Linked DNA regions of Homo sapiens: region 1 is linked to region 2. A link is a loop called in an ENCODE intact Hi-C map of the cell type or tissue named here. Cell type or tissue: sigmoid colon. All regions are shown on one strand.

Region 1 (8,000 bases), 120 kb before region 2:
GTTTATTAGAATAGTAACCAGCTGTAGCAGCTGGGGTCCAGGGTGCACGTAGCCTGGGTAGGCCACTCAGAGGCTCTCATCTTCCAAAGGACCTGCTGGGCCCTGGGCTACACAGTGGACAGGTCTCTGCTGTTCTCAGGCCCTGGCAGCAGCTCCTCTGCCTCCCTTCCCTGACTGACAGCTTCTAGAGTCAGGTAGACACACAGTTGGCAGGGGCTCCACCACTTACAGGCTGTGTGACCTTGGGCAAGTGACTGGTCCCTCTTTGAGCCTCAAATAGCCATAACCCTAACCCTAACTTCAAACAGAGAGGCTCAGAGAGGGCCATTTCTCCCGCATTTATCCCTCCAGGGATTGGTATGAGAGTAAATAGGGGAATATGTGGGAAGCTTCCAGCTCTGCTGGGCAAATGGGTTCTCTGCGTTTGATTTCATCCTGACCCCCTTCTTTCAATTCCTCCAACTTCCTCCTGTGGCTGTGAGCTTGACCTGAGAAGGGCCACACCTGGGTACATGACCCTCACATATGCAAGGGCCCTCAGGTATGGGAAACATGCGTGCCTCACCATCATGCATGAGTGCAGGTCCCCACTCACAGGCCCGTGGGGCCCCCAGGAGCTTGTATGTTTCCTCCCACATAGGCCTCCACTGCATGGCACTCATGTGTATCCACACAGCTGTCTGTGTCCACTCTGTGCATACCTGCCAATGCATGCACAGACCTATGCACACACGGACACACGGGCACAGCCATGCACAAGCATGGAGAAGCAGGTGCCTGAAGCTATGTCCCTGCACATCCTGGCCAGCACACACGCTTCCACTCTCAGGGGGCGTCCTAGCCAGGCCTGGCCCCAAGGTGGCCGTCCTCATGGCACAGGAATGCAGACAGCTGGGGATGCTCTGCCAGCGGACGTGATAGAAAGGCCAAGGGGAAACCACACGGGCAGAAACCCAAGCAGGCGTGCCAGGCCAAGGCGGGGCCCGTGAGTGCCAGGAATTGTGTAGTTGCAGGGGGTGGGGCACGTGCAGATACTTGCTTGCTCCAGTCTCTCCTGTCACCCTGTGTCCTCAGAGTCTCTGAGACTTGGAGGTCAAAAGGGCTCAGAGACCATTCTGTACCGGGGGCAGAGGCCAGGTTCTACCTCCCCAGCCATGCTATGTGGCAGGGCTCTGCCGCTCTCTAGGCTACAGTGCGAGATGTTAGGGGCCACACCGAGCAGTCTTCCTTGCTGGGAAATCAGAAGAATCTATGACCACAGAGATTTACAGGAGGAGGACTGGTGTCACTGACTCCAGTCAAGAGAGATGGTAAAGATGATGTGGAAGTCACTATAACACTCCAGGTGCAGGCTTGCGGGGACTCACGCTGACTCATCACTGTGTTCTAAGATGTTTGCATCTACTGACTCCCTGGATGCTCACAAAGGGGAGCTGGCCCCCCAATTATGGATGCAGAATCTGAGGTGCAGAGAAGTGTTGTCCCAGAGCTGGCTGACTTCAGAGCCCAGCAGCTAACCACTGTGCTGTGTGGTCTCTGCCTCCATGCACATTTCACACCCTGGCAGAGAGGTTTGCAAATGAGGCCTCGGTATTGCTGGCAGAATGAAAGACACTCTCCCAAATGCAGGGACCTCTGGCCCCAGACAGGAGAGCAGCCTCCCCATCCCCTACAGCATCAACCTTGCCCAAGGTGCAGCCATGCTATCTATGGGTAAGACCACCACACAGGGAGGAGTCAGGCAGAGCCAATGGTTACGGGGAGGGAGGGGCGGGGGGGCTTCAGCCTCTTCTACCAGTGCCAGTCACAGGGGGCCAGCTGAGGCTGGGTGGAGACCAGGTCAGGGTACCAAGAGAGGACAGACATGAAGGTATGAACAAGGCCATGAAAGATAGGACCTGGTGTAAAGACAGGTCATCCTCTTTAGAGGACATCCATGTCCCCCATATAGAACATGTGGCCTAAGAGGGACAGAAGCCAGAGAGTTCCAGAATACACTGAGTCCCAGGGGCTGGCAAGGACCCCAGTGAGGACCTGCTCAATTGCGGAGTCCCTGAGGCCAAGGGTGACAAAGGTGGCTTCCTGCAAAGGGCCCCCAGGCCAGCTGGGACCCCCATGCTCCAGCCCTGTTTGCTGGGCAGAACTGTGGGCTGCTATGCCCTGGTGTTAGGGATCTTGCAGATGAGGGGGAAGGAAGACAGCATTAAAAAATTCCATCCAATCGCTTGAGCCCAAGAGTTAGAGGCTGCGTGATTCATGATAGCACCACTGCACTTCAGCAGCCTGGGTGACAGAGCGAGACCCAGTCTCTAAAAAAAAAAAAAAAAAAAAAAAAAAATCCCATTCCGAGGAACCTCCCGTCCTAAGCTCAGACTTGGCCATTTAGTCGCTGCCCCCCACCAGGGATGGGGAAGCTAAAATGGAATTCCTCCTGTGAAGATAGAGCAGTCACAGGAGTACCCAAAAGGCAAGTGGTGCCCAAGGCCACACAGGGCAGGAGGGACCCCGACTCCAGCAGCTTCCGCACCCTCTCAGAGCAGCCCGCAGTGGAGCCTCAAGACTCCCCACTCCCTCTGCCAGGGCTGACGGTCGGCAGCGTCCAGCAGCTGTGGGAGCCACCCCGCCATTCCCCAGGAGAAGGGTCTTCACCCATCCAGGAGAAGGGGTGCCCAGTCAAACTGCCCTGGGGCTCTAACTGCCCTGCCAGTCCTCCCGTGGCTGGGGGCAGATGACGTCACCCCCTCTGCACCTGCATTTCCACAGCAGCAATGCCCAGCACTCAGCGTTACCGGTCAGATCCAGACATAGCCTGGCACCCGCAAAAGGCCCTCTGCGTGGCCATCTGGAGTTTGCCAAGACTTCTCAAGGTGGTTACACTCCTTTCCAAAGCACTTTTGGGCTGGAGACCTCGTTACACAGCCCAGGACTCTGGGGAAGAGCAAGACTGCCAGGGTCATCCCATTTCCCACTGGACAGGCCCAGGCCCAGAGAGGGGAGTGGCTTCAGGGAAACACCCCGCAAGCTGGAGGCAGGACTTGGGGGACCCAGCCCCCGCTTCCTTCCCACACCAGCCTCCATGTGGAGAAGGGGTGACGGGCCCCACACGGCCTCCCCAGGGCAGCGTCAGGTCTTGCTGTGGCCGCTCGAGGTCTCCGTGCCTCCCACCAGTCTTTCTGGGGCAGCTCCCCCCCTCCTCCTGGGCAGCCCTCCCCGCAGTTGCTGATTCTTTGCGAGCCACCCAGGGGCTTGGGCGGCCAGGACCACTCAGACCAGACCCCCCCGGCCCGAGGCTTAGGGAGGGTGCCGGAGCTCCCCGGGGACTGCTGGAGTCCGGGCTGGGCTTTCAGGGCCCCCGCAGGGGTCCGGGCCCCAGGGGAAGGCGAGGCGCGGGTGGCCCTGCGGTTCGGAGGTGGGGTTGGGGGCGCACGTGGCCGTACTGCCCGTGCGGTCGTGTCAGGCCCCGCCGCGCCCCGGTCCCAGCACGTTCGTCCGCCGCGCAGGGAACAAAGCGTCCTGCGCATTCCTGCGCGCTGACTCATGGCCGGCACGTAGCGCGCCGCCGCCCCTGCTTTGCCCAAAATTGGTCGGGAGGCGAGGGCGGGCCGAGCGCCGCCGCCTGCAGGTCCGCCGCGGCTGCTCGCGCTCGGGCCCCCAGCCCGAGGATTTCCCAAACACGTCGGAGAGGGAGAGGCAGCTGCAGGAACCGCCCGGCCGTGGGGCCCGTGGCGGGGGGCGAATCCCTGCCGGGGGGCCCCTCTTCTCTTTCAGCCTCATTTTCTCCATCTGCCGAGGGGGCATTTGCCAGGCACGGCTGTAAGGACTTGGTATGAGTTATCTCACCTAAGTCGCACACCTACCCCGAGGAAGGTGCTATTAGCATCACCATTTTAGATGTGGAAACTGAGGCACAAGGCGGTTCCAGGCAGGGAATGAGACATGGACACTGACTTGCTTGAGGTGAGGTGCTAGTCAGCTGCAGAGCAAGGATTTGAACCCGGGCTGTAAGGTTTCAGAATCTACATGTGTCCCCTCAAGTGAGCTGCGCAGCCTGTGGCCCGCAGGGTTCCAGGCTCCCTGCCCTTTGGTGGTTGAGACTGGTCCGTGGGGCTCCGGGATGCGTCCCTTTCTAAGCCTCCATTCTCTTACCCATCAAGTAGGTGCCGGCAGAAGGGGGCCCCCCAGGGGTTGTTGGGAAAATCACAAGTGAGGATCCAAGTATTACTGTCTGGTGGAAGGAAGAGGGAAAGGGTTTAACAAACCTGCGTCCCCAGCACCCTCCGGTGATACGGGCAACACCAAAGTATAGAGAAGGGCGAGCTAAGCCCCGCCGGGCAGGGCCATACTGGGATGGGCCTCCTTAGGGCAGCCAGGCGACTTCCGAGCTGTGAGCTGCCTGTCCCCCACAGGGTAAGCACTTGTCAGAGCTGGAAAATGAGGTAGTGGGAGGGGCCCTGCCCAGGATGTCTCTGCCAGCCTTTCCCCTTTCGCCCTTGCAGCCTGGTTTCAGAGACCGTGGAGTTCTTTGGAGCTGTGGGGTGCTGGGCTCATCAGAGGTCCTCTGACCCTGAGTTTGCAGGAATGAGGCAGCCAGCAGATGGCCTTGTTCTCAGATGCCAAGACAGACTGGGCTGTGGCGTCACCCACCTGGGGCCCTTCTGAGAGTCCAAAGGAACCCACCCCACGCCCACTGGCTGGAGACCACCTGGCCTAGGCCTCAACAGAACAGATGCAAGGCCACTGCCCCCACCCTCACCTTTTCCTCTGACTCCACTTTGAACTCAGGAAAAGGTCAGGTCCTCCGCTTGGTATTCAAGATCCTTGTGGTCTGGCCTCAACCTCCTCTCTTACCACGGAATCCCTCAGGCTGTTCACTCCCTATCCTGGGGTACTTCATGCCCTTTCAGGCCTACCGGCCTTTGCCTGGGCCATCCCTCTACCAGGAATGCGCGCTCCACCTCCACAGCCTCGCTCAAAGTCTCTTTGGCTAGAATGCCCTCCCGAGTCTCCAGGCAGAGGCATCCCTCATTCCTCCGGGGTTCTGCAGGTCCATATTTGTCCCTCCCTTTTGGCCAACAAAGAGCCAAGCACGGAAAGGCCCTACACACTCCCAGCTCCCTCTCCCAGGCAAATAGTGATGCCTTTGGGGTACCTTTCCCCAAATCCCAGCTGGGCCAGAGATCCACAGCCCCAGCCCTGGGCCTGACACAGAGTGGGCTTGGCATGTTTGCTGCATGATGGCAGAAAGCATAGCCGTGGAGCTGAAGACCCTTCTTCTTTACCCCTGGCTGTGTGACCTTGGGCGGCTTATGCAGCCTCTCTGAAGCTCACTCCCAGGCCCTGCCCTCTTCCTAGGGCTGTTTGGAGGACCAGATGAATGAAGGCAAGAAGAGTGCTTGGCACGTGGGCACAGCTCCCCACACAGCTGTCATTCTCACCGGGTCATTATTACAGACCTCCCTTGTGCCTGAGGCCTGGGTTCCAAGGCTGGGTGGCAGGCAATGAACTCAGAAGCATCCACAGCCCCTCGCTGACGCAGGCCGAGGAGGTACCAGGAGAAGCGGTTGCCTTATGGTTATGGGTCAGCCAGGCTCTGGCCCTCCACTCCCCACCCCCAGGTTCCACCCATATCTGAGGCCACGAGGCCTTCCCAGCCCACTCAGGCCCTCTTATCTGGGGAGATAAAGGCCCCCTCCCCTTAGGTGGTGGACATCAGCTGGCTGTTGTGTGACCTTGGACACCCTCAGCCTCTCTGGATCAGCCTTGGGGAGTGCCGGGTGGGGGGCAAGCGGTTGACTCCCAAGGCTCCCAGGCTTAACTTCCAAGTGGCATGGCCGGGGCTCACCCACTGCATCTGGGCCCCAGAGGAATGGCTCTGGCTCTGGCTCTCTTCGCCCCCGCCCCACCCCCACCATATCTGGTACACAGGGTTGGTGGGAACTCTCAGGAACCCTGCGACATCATCCCCTATCTCCTATTGAGAGTCTGAGGCTATTATTTTTATTTGATACATTGGGAAACTGAGGCCCGGTGATTGGAAGGCTCTCACCCAAGGCCACACAGGCAGTGGCCAGGACACTGGGGTGTGGCACTGGGCCAGGGTGGTCGAGGTCAGTCTGCTACAGCCCCCCATTCTCTGGTGGGCTCCTGGCTGGTGATGGCCATCCCCTCTTCCACCTGCCTCTCCCAAGCTTCAGCTATGTGCCAGGGCTTGGACAAGACCATCAGCTTCTGAGATGCTCACATGAACCCATGGGACAGAGTGGAAGCCAAAGCTCAAGGAGCTGTGATTGCTGCCCAGGGCACACATCCTAAGGGGCAGAGTGAGATTCTGTCCCTTTTTCCCCACTCTGCCTCCTATACCAGCTGCCTCCCCAATCTGGCAGGGTTTAGGGGCTCCAGCAACAGAGGCCTTAGAAAGCCTAAAGGGAGACCCTCTGGTCTCACAGATACCCCCTGGCTATGGACAACCAAGGAGGGGGTGTGCCTGTTCTGCCAGGTTGGGCCCACCAGGCCCACCTGGGCCCACAGCCCCTTGACAGGCCCAGATGAAGGTGTGAGATCATTGGGCCACCCCAGCTCCCTGTCTGACCTCACTGCCATGACTCAGCCCTGCCTCACCCAAACCTCCTCCTCCTAGGGGACCCCAGGATTGGTGTGACCAGGCAAGTACTGTCTCCACTGTGTGCCTTCCCCGCTCAGGGCCTCCCACCCTGAGTCATTGCTCACCTCACCACCCAGCACACTGCGTTAACGGCCGGCTCCTCCTGGCAAGCTCCCAGAGATCGTGCTCCTAGAGGCTGGGACCAGGCTGAGGGATGGAGGAACTTCTCCTGCTGCCCCTAGACTCAGGCCCTGAGGTCGATCCCCAGGACCTGTTCTGGGGGACTCTTTGGTTCTGACAAGAAAATCCAAATTGAGGTTTCGTGCTGAGGCCAAGAACTCAGGCTGACCTAGGTTCAGATCCCAGCTCCTTTCTTGCTAGATGGACAAGATACCTCAGTTTACCCATCTGAAAACTAAAGGTAATAATAAGCTGCATCCTATGAAAATTCTACCTGGGATCATATGTGCTGGGATAGTGGATAAGAATGCAGGCCATGTAGCAGGGAGATCTAGACTCAAATGACCTTGAGCAAGCCACTTCACCTCCTGAGTCTCCTCACTTCCTCAGGCTCCTCATCTATAAAATGGGAATAATACTAAGTGCCTTCCCACTGGGATGATTAATTGTGATGATATGTATTATATAGTGGGTTTTGTAAGTGTTGGCACACTGGAAAGTTCAGTAAACAGTAGCTATGATGAATTCTTATGATTCACATAGATTCTTATGATAGCACACAGTAGGCCAGGTTGGTTTCAGTGCACGATGGGGAGGTGGCGAGTAGATGGCCGGCCTCTCCTGTTGCTGATGGAGTAGCATCAGGGAAGGGCTTCTGGGGTTCTGTCCCTCTGGAGCGCCCTCTGCAGGCCGAGCACTAAACTTACCCAGGTAGGTGCAAAGGCTCTAAGAAGTCTGTCTGGGCTGCTGCTGACTTCACGCTTTAGTCCCCAAGTCACCACCAGGGCCACGTCACTTCATGGAGGACAGAGCTGATGCTCAGACAGGAGAAGGGGCTTGCCAGCAGCCACCCAGCCAGAAGCCAAGCCCAAGCCTGCAACTCCATGTCCCCCTCTTCCCAGCCTGGGAGCTGCCTGCCTGGAGCCAGGACACCCTCACTTCCCAGTCTCAAGAAGGCCCTCTAGGAGTCTCAGAGCTCATCTGTCCACTGAAGATGCTTGGACAGAGTTAGGAATGCTTCCTGGGAGAGGTAACATTTGAGACGGGCCTGGAAGAATGGTCAGAGTAAACCAAGTAAGTAGGAATGGAAAGAGGATGGGAGGCCCCAGCTTGCCCAGAGGCATAAGGTGAGGAAGTCCGCTATGCATTCAGAGTGTGGCCCACCCTGGGGTCTGGTGGACTAAAGTCTTGGACACCCAGATCAGCCTTAGTGGGATGA
Region 2 (8,000 bases):
ATCATTCATTCCCACGACAGCCCCCAGCTCCTCCTCCGATCAGCACAGCTTTGATCTATAATCGCCTATTTGCTGGCCTGTTCTCCCCAGGAGCCTCTAAGTTCCTTAAGAGTAGAGACTGTGTCCGTGTGGCTCTAGGGCAGCCCCAATGCTTGGTATAAGAACTTAACAGGTGCTCACCGAATCTTCCTGGAATGAACGAGTGCAGGACCTGCGCTGAACACTTTCCATACCTTTCCTCATGCCTGACAGAAGTTCATGAGATGGATGCTACTATTCCATGGTGTAGTCCAGGAAGACAAGGCTTCAGAGGCTGAAAATTTGCCCGAGGTCACACAGCTGGCAAACTGTAGAAAATGGATTCCAACAGCAGTCTGTGCACCTCAAAGGGATCTCTTTTCACCATCTCTACCCTCCTTCCCAAGTCATTTTCTCTCTCTGACCTTGTTTTCTCATCTGTACAATGGGAACAAAAATCGTGCCCAACACAGAGCCTGGCACTAAAGGTTCTCAGTAAATATTTGTGCATCCTCTCCCAATCTCTGAGGCTTATTTAGGACGCATTTTCCTGGGCCAAAACTTCGTGCATGCACATGTTCACAGAAACAGGTGCAGAGCTCGACGAAGCACATCTTCAGCACGGGGGACTCAGTAGGCGCTTAACCAATATGTGCCGGGCAGAGGAGCATTAGTTTAGCAAAGGCTGACGAGTACCCAGACAAAAAGCCACAATAGTGACTCAGGCACATGAACCCTCCCCCTGCCCCAAGTTCCCTGTCAATTATCCTCCGCCACCACTCCCCTTCCTCTAGCCCAAGGCGCGGGAAATATTTAAAACAATTTTATTCATGAAAATATGCTGTACAATGCACTCTACACAGCCTCGACACGGCACACACGCACACGCACACTCTGACGGCACGGCCACGGTACACTGCCTACGATACGCGCCGGGGACGCCGCGCCCACCGCCCGTCCCGGCCGGACACTTATAAATATGGGAGAAGGGCCAGAACTGGCGCGGAGAAAGGGGCGTCGGGGTTGGGGGTGGACGGGGCTGAGGCCCGCTGCAGAAGCTGAGACCAGTACTAGGGGGTGGGGGCGGTTGAAGAGAGGGACTGACTCCGACGGGGGAGGGGAGAAGCGAGGGCCGGCAGGGATGGGAGGGGGAGACTGAACTGTGGGGGTGGCGGTCGTCGGAGGGCGATTTGGGGGTGGAGGGCTGCTCAGGGTGGATGGATATAGGTAGGTGTGAGTTTTCCGCAGAGGGTTGCTGGCTTCGGGTGGGTGAGACTAAGACCAGTGGGAAAGTGTGTCAAGTGGGAATCAGATCCGTGTTTGGGGTGGGCGCGGGGTCACGGCTAGGCCTCCGCAAATGAAACTGAAGATTTGTAAACGCTCCCTGGCCCATCTCCTAGTTGGCTTCCCCGACCACCGTCCACACCAGGCGGCCCACCCCGCTCCTCCCTACTCCCAGCCAGCCTGGAATTCAGCCTCCTCTCCCAGGCTTCCTGCCCAGGAGAAGGGGGTGGATCTCAGGAGTGTGGGCAGGAGCAGTGGGGTGCCCCGGCCCCTCCCTCCCCTTCCCCGGCGGCCGGCCTCCGAGAGGGGTCCCTAGCTGGGCTGGGGCCGCCTCCTGGGGAGCTAGAGTCGGGGGCAGGGACCCGGGAATCAGGATGGGAAGACAGAGGCCCCCTGGGGACGGGACGGGGCGCCCGGAGGCGGGAGGCGGCCCTCAGCCCGGCACCCAGCTCTGGTTGGGGGGCGGGGCCCCGGCCAGGCCCGGCGGCGGCGGAGGCAGGGCCGAATCGAAGTTGAAGTCCATTTCGTCGCTGTCCATGAAGTCGTTGAGGATGATGGACTCCACGTCGCACTCGAGGCTCCCGCTGAACATGTCGAGGTCCAGGTCGGCCGGGAAGCGGTCGGGCGCGGCGCCCAGCGGCCCGGCGGCGGCGGCAGCGTAGGGCCCCGGCAGAGCGTCCAGCAGGAGGCCGCCGGGCGGGCCCCCGAAGGCGGCGGCGTGGCCCGGCGGTGCCAGGCCCGCGGCGCCCGCCTCGCCGGGCAGCGTCATAAGGCTGATGGGGTGGGCTAAGGCACTGCGCGAGGGCGCGGGCGGCGCGTACGGGGCCGCCCCTTTGCCGGGGTAGGCGGCGGCTGCGCCCGCCAGCGCCAGCTCCCCCGGCGCACCCAGCACCGGGCCGGGCCTGGGCGCGGGCCCGCGGCCCGTACGCGTCCTGCGCGCCGTCCAGCAGGCCCTCGGGCAGCCCCGCGCCGCCGCCGCCGTGCAGGCCCAGCGGGCCTCCCAGCTCGGCCAGGCGGGGCAGCTCACCCGGACAGCGCGAGCCCAGCGCCGGCGACAGCGCGCTGGCGGGGCTTGGGTACATGAGCGGCGATGATGGCGCCAGGGCCTCCAGGGCCTCGTCGTCCTCCAGCTCGGCCGCCTCCCCGAGCAGGGGTCTCCCGCCGCCGCGGAAGTCGGCCCAAGCCTCGTAGTCGTCGCTGGCGTGCGAGGCGGGGCTGGCGGCCCACTTGGCTGCGGCAGGCACCGGCCCCGGGGCGGGCGCACTCGGGGAGCTGTCGTCCGGGCTTCGCTCGGGCGCCTGCAGCTGCTTCTTCTTGCTCGCCTTGCCCTTGATGCGCAGGAACTTGGCCCCGTTGTCCATGGACACGGCCCTGCGCCGCGGGGTCTTCCCTGTCTTTCCGCCCTCGGGGTTCAGCATCCACCACGAACTCTTGCCGGTGCCCTCGTTCTGCACGCGGATGAAACGGGTGTGCAGCGACAGGTTGTGCCGGATGGAGTTCTGTGGCCAGAGACAAGGACGCGGGTGGGAGTCGGGGGGTGAGGAGGCCATGGGGAGAGAGGGGACGTGATGGAAAGAAGAGGGGGAGGATAAGAGAGTGTAGGAGGAGGAGGGAGATAGGGATGAGGATGAGGTAAGGGGGTTGGGAGAGGGAGGGGACAGGTGTAAGTACCGGGTTGGACAAACCCAGAGTACCCACCCTCTGCCCCAGAACTGCACCCCCCATCCCTCCCCACTCCCACACAGAGACTGCCCAGAGGGTGAGGCCACAGCTTTGGGCCTAGCCTTTCCCTGGGGGCATGGCCAACCCTGTGGGCTACTCTGAGCCTGCGGGGGGCCTGCAGCAGGGAGCAGGACCCCGTCTCCCCAGCTCAGCCAAGCCCCACGCGGGGCTAACCAGGCTGCCAGGGCCCCCAGCAGATTACGTAAGGGCTTATGCCGCCGCGGCTCATTTGTCCGCCCCCCTCCCTCTCCAGCCTGGCGTGGCGCCAGGAGCCCGAAAACCCAGGGCTCCAGAAATCAATCTCGCGGTGACTGATTAAGCCCTGTTTAGAACTAATTGCTCTTTCGTGTGTGGGGAGAATAAATTACCTGCTTTAATTTCGTGTCTTTAAAATGCAACTGCAGGTAGAGAAGACTGTTAACCCTTTGCTGGGAGGGCCTGGCCAGGGGAAACAGAGTAGGCTGGGGTCCCCAAGGTGGGTCCAGGCCTGAGACTTTTCGGAGGTATCACCCCAACTCCTCTTAGCTGCTGTGAACTCCACAGAGGGTTTGGATTCCAGCAGGCCCCTCAAAAGACATCCTTTTGCCACAGAGACCTCAGCCTTCACCCTCTTCAGTGCCCACCTTCAGGCCAGCCCAGCTCTCCTGCCTGCCCTTTGGGCTGCACCCTGCCCTCCTCTCCTGACCCACCTGCCTGCCCTCCAAGCCCCTTGCTGTTGGAGCCTTCTCAAAATCCCCACAGTGTGTGGCAAAGTCCCCATTCACACGCCAGAAGACCTAGGCTCAGAGAGAGGAATGGCTTGCCCAAGGTGGCCTTTTCTGCTGTCCCTCGGTTCCTCCCTGGGCTTCACCTCTGCCATCTCTCCATACATCCTCTTTTTAATTCTGCTGTGCCAGTCTCCAGTGCTCCCCATGTCACTGCCTGCTTTTGCCAGGCCTGTTCTGAGGACAGAGGAAGGCAGGAAGTCCACTGGCCCCACTGGAATCTGGAGTAGAACTTCTGCTGGGCCTGCGGCACCCCACCTCTGGGGCCTCCCACCTGGTGGCCTCAACTTCCTGGTCCAGGTACTGCTATGGAAACAGCAGGGGCTTGGGTATCAGAGGGTGGGACAGGATGCCTGGCTCTTTGGCTGCCTAGCTATGTGACCATGGGGTGTTTACTCAGTTTCTTGTGAGCCTCAGTGAACTACTCTGAAAAAGTGGGCTACATTCAGTAACTACCTCTTAAGGCTGTAAGATCATTACATGTGCATGAATAAGTATTTGCACACCAGGTGCTTATAAACGTTGGTTATATCCTCACTCTGGCCAGAAGCTCTCACCCCTTCGGTCCCCCAACAGACCTGCTGTTTCCATCTCTTTAACATCATGCCTTGTGTGCAACTGTGCTGGGCACCAACAACTCTGGGAAGCTGGCATTCTCCAATTTCATACACTAGGGACCGGAGGCCCAGAGGCATGATGTAACTTCCCGTGGCCCCACAGCTAGGCAACGATGCCCGGTACCACTCCAGCTCTGCCCAGCTCATGGACCTGCTCTTAACCTGTGAATCCACCCAGCCACACTCACAGCCACTGCTCTGTGAGGCTCTCCCTCCTGCCTCCTTCCCACCAGTCTCCTGGAGGAGGGGTCCTTCCTGCTGCCCAGGGTACCCTCCCACCCCTCACCCCCAGCTCCAGGCACTGATCTGACTCCTCAGGGCCCCAGGCTCCCTGTCTCTGGCACTTTCTGGCCTTTGAAGGCAACAGCTGGGACTTGCCAGCCTTGCCCTGCCTGGTTCTCTGGAGACCCTGAGGGGAGGGGAGCTGGGCCCCCAGGGAGCAGTGCTCCCTCAAGTAGATACCCCCTTCCTGTTCCCACCCCTGCACCTGGCTCCCCAGCCCCTCCCCAACACCTGTGTTCAGCCTCCTAGGAGGCCTCAGTTCTCCTCCCCCATAGGACTGTCTGGCTTACAAGAGGCTCCACCTCCCACCTCCCCATTTCTCCAGCTGGAGGTCACTCAGGCAACACCTCTTTATCAATGTCATTATGTCCTGGAGGAAGGACAGTACCAGGTACCAGCACCTAGCAAGCGCTTGCCCATTCAGCCCTGGGCACTCTAAGTACTTTATCAAATGTAATCATTAGATGAACTCCACACAAGTCAGGGATTGTGATCCCTATCTCATAACCGGAGAGTGAGGCTCAGAGATGTTAAGTGAGTTACCAGGGTCACACAGCTTAAGTGCTGTGCCATGTATTGATTTCAGGTTGGTGTTTTGTTTTGTTTTGTTTTGTTTTGTTTTGTTTTGTTGAGACAGGGTTTCACTCTAGCCCAGACTGGAGTACAGTGGCACGATCTCAGCTCACTGCAACCTCCGCCTCCCAGGCTCAAGTGATTCTCCTGCCTCAGCCTCCCAAGTAGCTGGAATTACAGGTGCGTGCCACTGCCACCCAGCTAATTTTTGTATTTTTAGTAGAGATGGGGTTTCACCACGTTGACCAGACTGGTCTTGAACTCCTGACCTCAGATGATCCACCCGCCTCGGCCTCCCAAAGTGCTGGGATTACAGGTTGGTCTTATTCTAAGTCTAAAGGATATCACATTCTGCCATGGAAGACAGAAACAGGTCTGAGAATCCCAAAGAATCTTAGGAAGCCAGTATTCCAGTGCTCCTCAAACTTTCCATGTAAACCATCCCTAGAAGCTGGCAGCAGGGGAAGTCTGGGGGCATGTTGCACAGGTCAAAATTTCCTGCAAGTCTAAGCTTCCTTTTTAGACTTCAAGGAAATTTTGCATAGACTTCATAATCCACCCACATTTTCTTTATACACATTATTCACATGTTTTAGAATTACCGCCAAGACAAGCTCCAGGCCTCTGAAGGTTTGCATCCTTCCCTGCTCTGTCCCATATCCAGCCAGGTACCCCTGGAGCTCAGGCCTCAGCCTGAAACCATGGCTGGCCCAACCCATGGGGAAGAAAGGACTTGCCCAAGGCTGTCCGAGACCTGGTGGCAGAGCAGGGATGTGAGCCCAGGCCTCCCGACCCCCAGCCCCGTGTTCCTCCCACTCTACCAAGCCTGACCTAGATGAAGTTTCTCCTTCTTTGGGGGCCTCAGTGTCCTGAACTATAAACTAAGGAGATGGGCAAGTTGTACTCTGGGAACCTTTTCAGTTTGACAATGAAAATCCTTAGAATCATTCAGTCCAGAGGTTTTCAAACATTTTTCTTAAATAGGGGAACTCTTTCTGTAAATGAGATTTAGTGCAAAACTTAAGCGTTACACACTCAAGCCAATGGTGGTGGGGACAGGAGTACCTGGATCCCTGTGCACTCAGCACCCTTTTTCACAGAAAATGAAGCTCCTGGGGAGGATTCTGCAGGCCAGATGGATGGGGTCTTTGAGGCACAGAGGGATGCCATGCCTTGCTCAGGGTCAGACAAGGTGGCTCAGAGCTGAGCGATGACCTAGGCCTCTGACTGCTGAGCTGGGCTCTGAACCAGGTATGCTCCAGGGCTGTGCCCCATGAGAGAAGCTCAGGCCCTGCAGCCCAGTCTGGCTCCTCAGGGCCCAGCCACCTGGTACCAATCAGAGCTCCCTGCCAGATCCAGTGGCAAGCACTGATCACAGCTCTGGCTCACACCACAAGGCCTCCTGGGAGGCCAGAGGCCATGGAGGAGGTGAAAGAGGCAGAGGAGGGAGATGCCTCTGCCAGGCAGCAGTAACCAGGGCTCCCTCTTAGAGTCGCCTAGCAACCCACCACCACAGCCACAGCCCTGGCATGCCCGGGCTCCCCAGGTGCCCAGAGCTGGGCCCAGCTTCTGGGGCCTCATGCCTCCCACACCTACATCCAGACCTGGAGCATGTTGCTAGGGGAGTCAGGACATACCTGATTCAGGGCCCGAGGGAGACCATCTGGGGGCAGAGGGAAAGGACAGTGGGTTATATCTCATGCCTACCCCGTTCTCCTTCAGAACCTGGGCCAGGGAGCCCAGCCCCCAGGGATTCCCCCACCAGGGAGGAGGCTAGAGTAGGGCAAAGTACATCAGCTGTAGCGTTCGAACTGGATTCCCCGTTTCAGCCCCATCACCTGTGAGTGCTATGACCCTGGGGCAAGATGTTTTCAAGCTCCATTCCTCAAATGGCTCCCTGCTCCCTCCCTCACCTCCTTATAGCACTCCACGCAGCAGCCAGAGTGACCCTTCAAATAACCGAGATCACGTCCATTCCTGCCCAGATCCCTCCGACACCCTCCATCTCACTCACAGTGAGGAACAAAGGCCTTGCCATGGCCCACAAGACCCACAGTGACCATGCAGGTACCCCGCTCCATCCCTCCCTCCCATCCTCAAACCTGCCAGGCATGGTCCCGCCTGCCCCCAGATATCCACAGAGATCGCTCCTCTCCTTCCAGTCTTTGTTCAGATGCCATCTCTTGGAACGGGGCCCATCCTGACCTCTCTTAAAAACTGTTCCTCTTCCCTGGAATTTCTTGGCCCCCTGATCCTGCTCTATGTTTTTCTAAAGCATTTTCACATTCTAAATTAATACATTATTTATCCTATCTTTATATTAGAATATAAGTTTCATGAGGGCAGTGATTTTTATCCTTTTTAAAACTGTACCTCATGTGTTTGGTACATACTAGACACTTAAATGTTTGTCAAATGAATGAATGGATGAATGAATAAGAGAAAGTGTGTATGTGCAAGGAGGAGTAATACTGTGTTGTAGGGAGATTAAATAAGACTGGGCAGAGTGGCTGACACATAATAGGGGCTTTTCCAAACTGGGCAGAAAGAAGACACAGGCAGGATGAGAAGCAGGCAGTGGGGTGAGAATGTCCGAAGCAGTCTGACCCACTGAGGGGTGCCAGGGAGAGGAGTAGGGCATCCATTGGGGGTGAAGGAGAGGTCCCACGGTGCACAATGCAGCTGCCTGCCCTCCCCAGCCCCCCACCCTGCTCCCCAGAGAGACTTGGATAACCCAGGG

Evidence for each region. A loop is a pair of places that touch in the nucleus more often than their neighbours do. Peaks named below come from ENCODE experiments on the same cell type or tissue, not always from the same donor. Only the 100,000 strongest peaks of a DNase experiment are listed, where the experiment ranks them.
Region 1: a loop joins it to region 2, with 2.3 times the contacts of the local background. A loop is called at or near these places in 2 of 110 quality-filtered maps.

Annotation. Positions count from the first base shown.
Region 1 is chr1:41,491,926-41,499,925 of GRCh38, reverse strand. No RefSeq gene overlaps it. Among named protein-coding and RNA genes, the nearest start is that of EDN2, 11 kb to the right of the region's middle. RefSeq lists silencers at 3,320-3,369, 3,510-3,699 and enhancers at 3,223-3,771, 5,365-5,895. In sigmoid colon, CTCF peaks have their summits at 3,559 and 7,474 (motif pointing left); DNase peaks (open chromatin) are centred at 929, 2,736, 3,535 and 4,151; H3K4me3 peaks cover 1,188 bases; H3K27ac peaks cover 789 bases.
Region 2 is chr1:41,376,417-41,384,416 of GRCh38, reverse strand. It overlaps FOXO6 (forkhead box O6), which reads right to left. Exons shown (of 3, transcript NM_001291281.3): 2 at 2,209-2,801; 3 at 827-2,207. The coding sequence ends at 1,736. Among named protein-coding and RNA genes, the nearest start is that of FOXO6-AS1, 4.7 kb to the right of the region's middle. RefSeq lists a silencer at 2,131-2,180. In sigmoid colon, no CTCF peak of the experiment used is centred here; DNase peaks (open chromatin) are centred at 1,079, 1,606, 2,086, 3,216 and 4 weaker places; H3K4me3 peaks cover 3,062 bases; H3K27ac peaks cover 785 bases.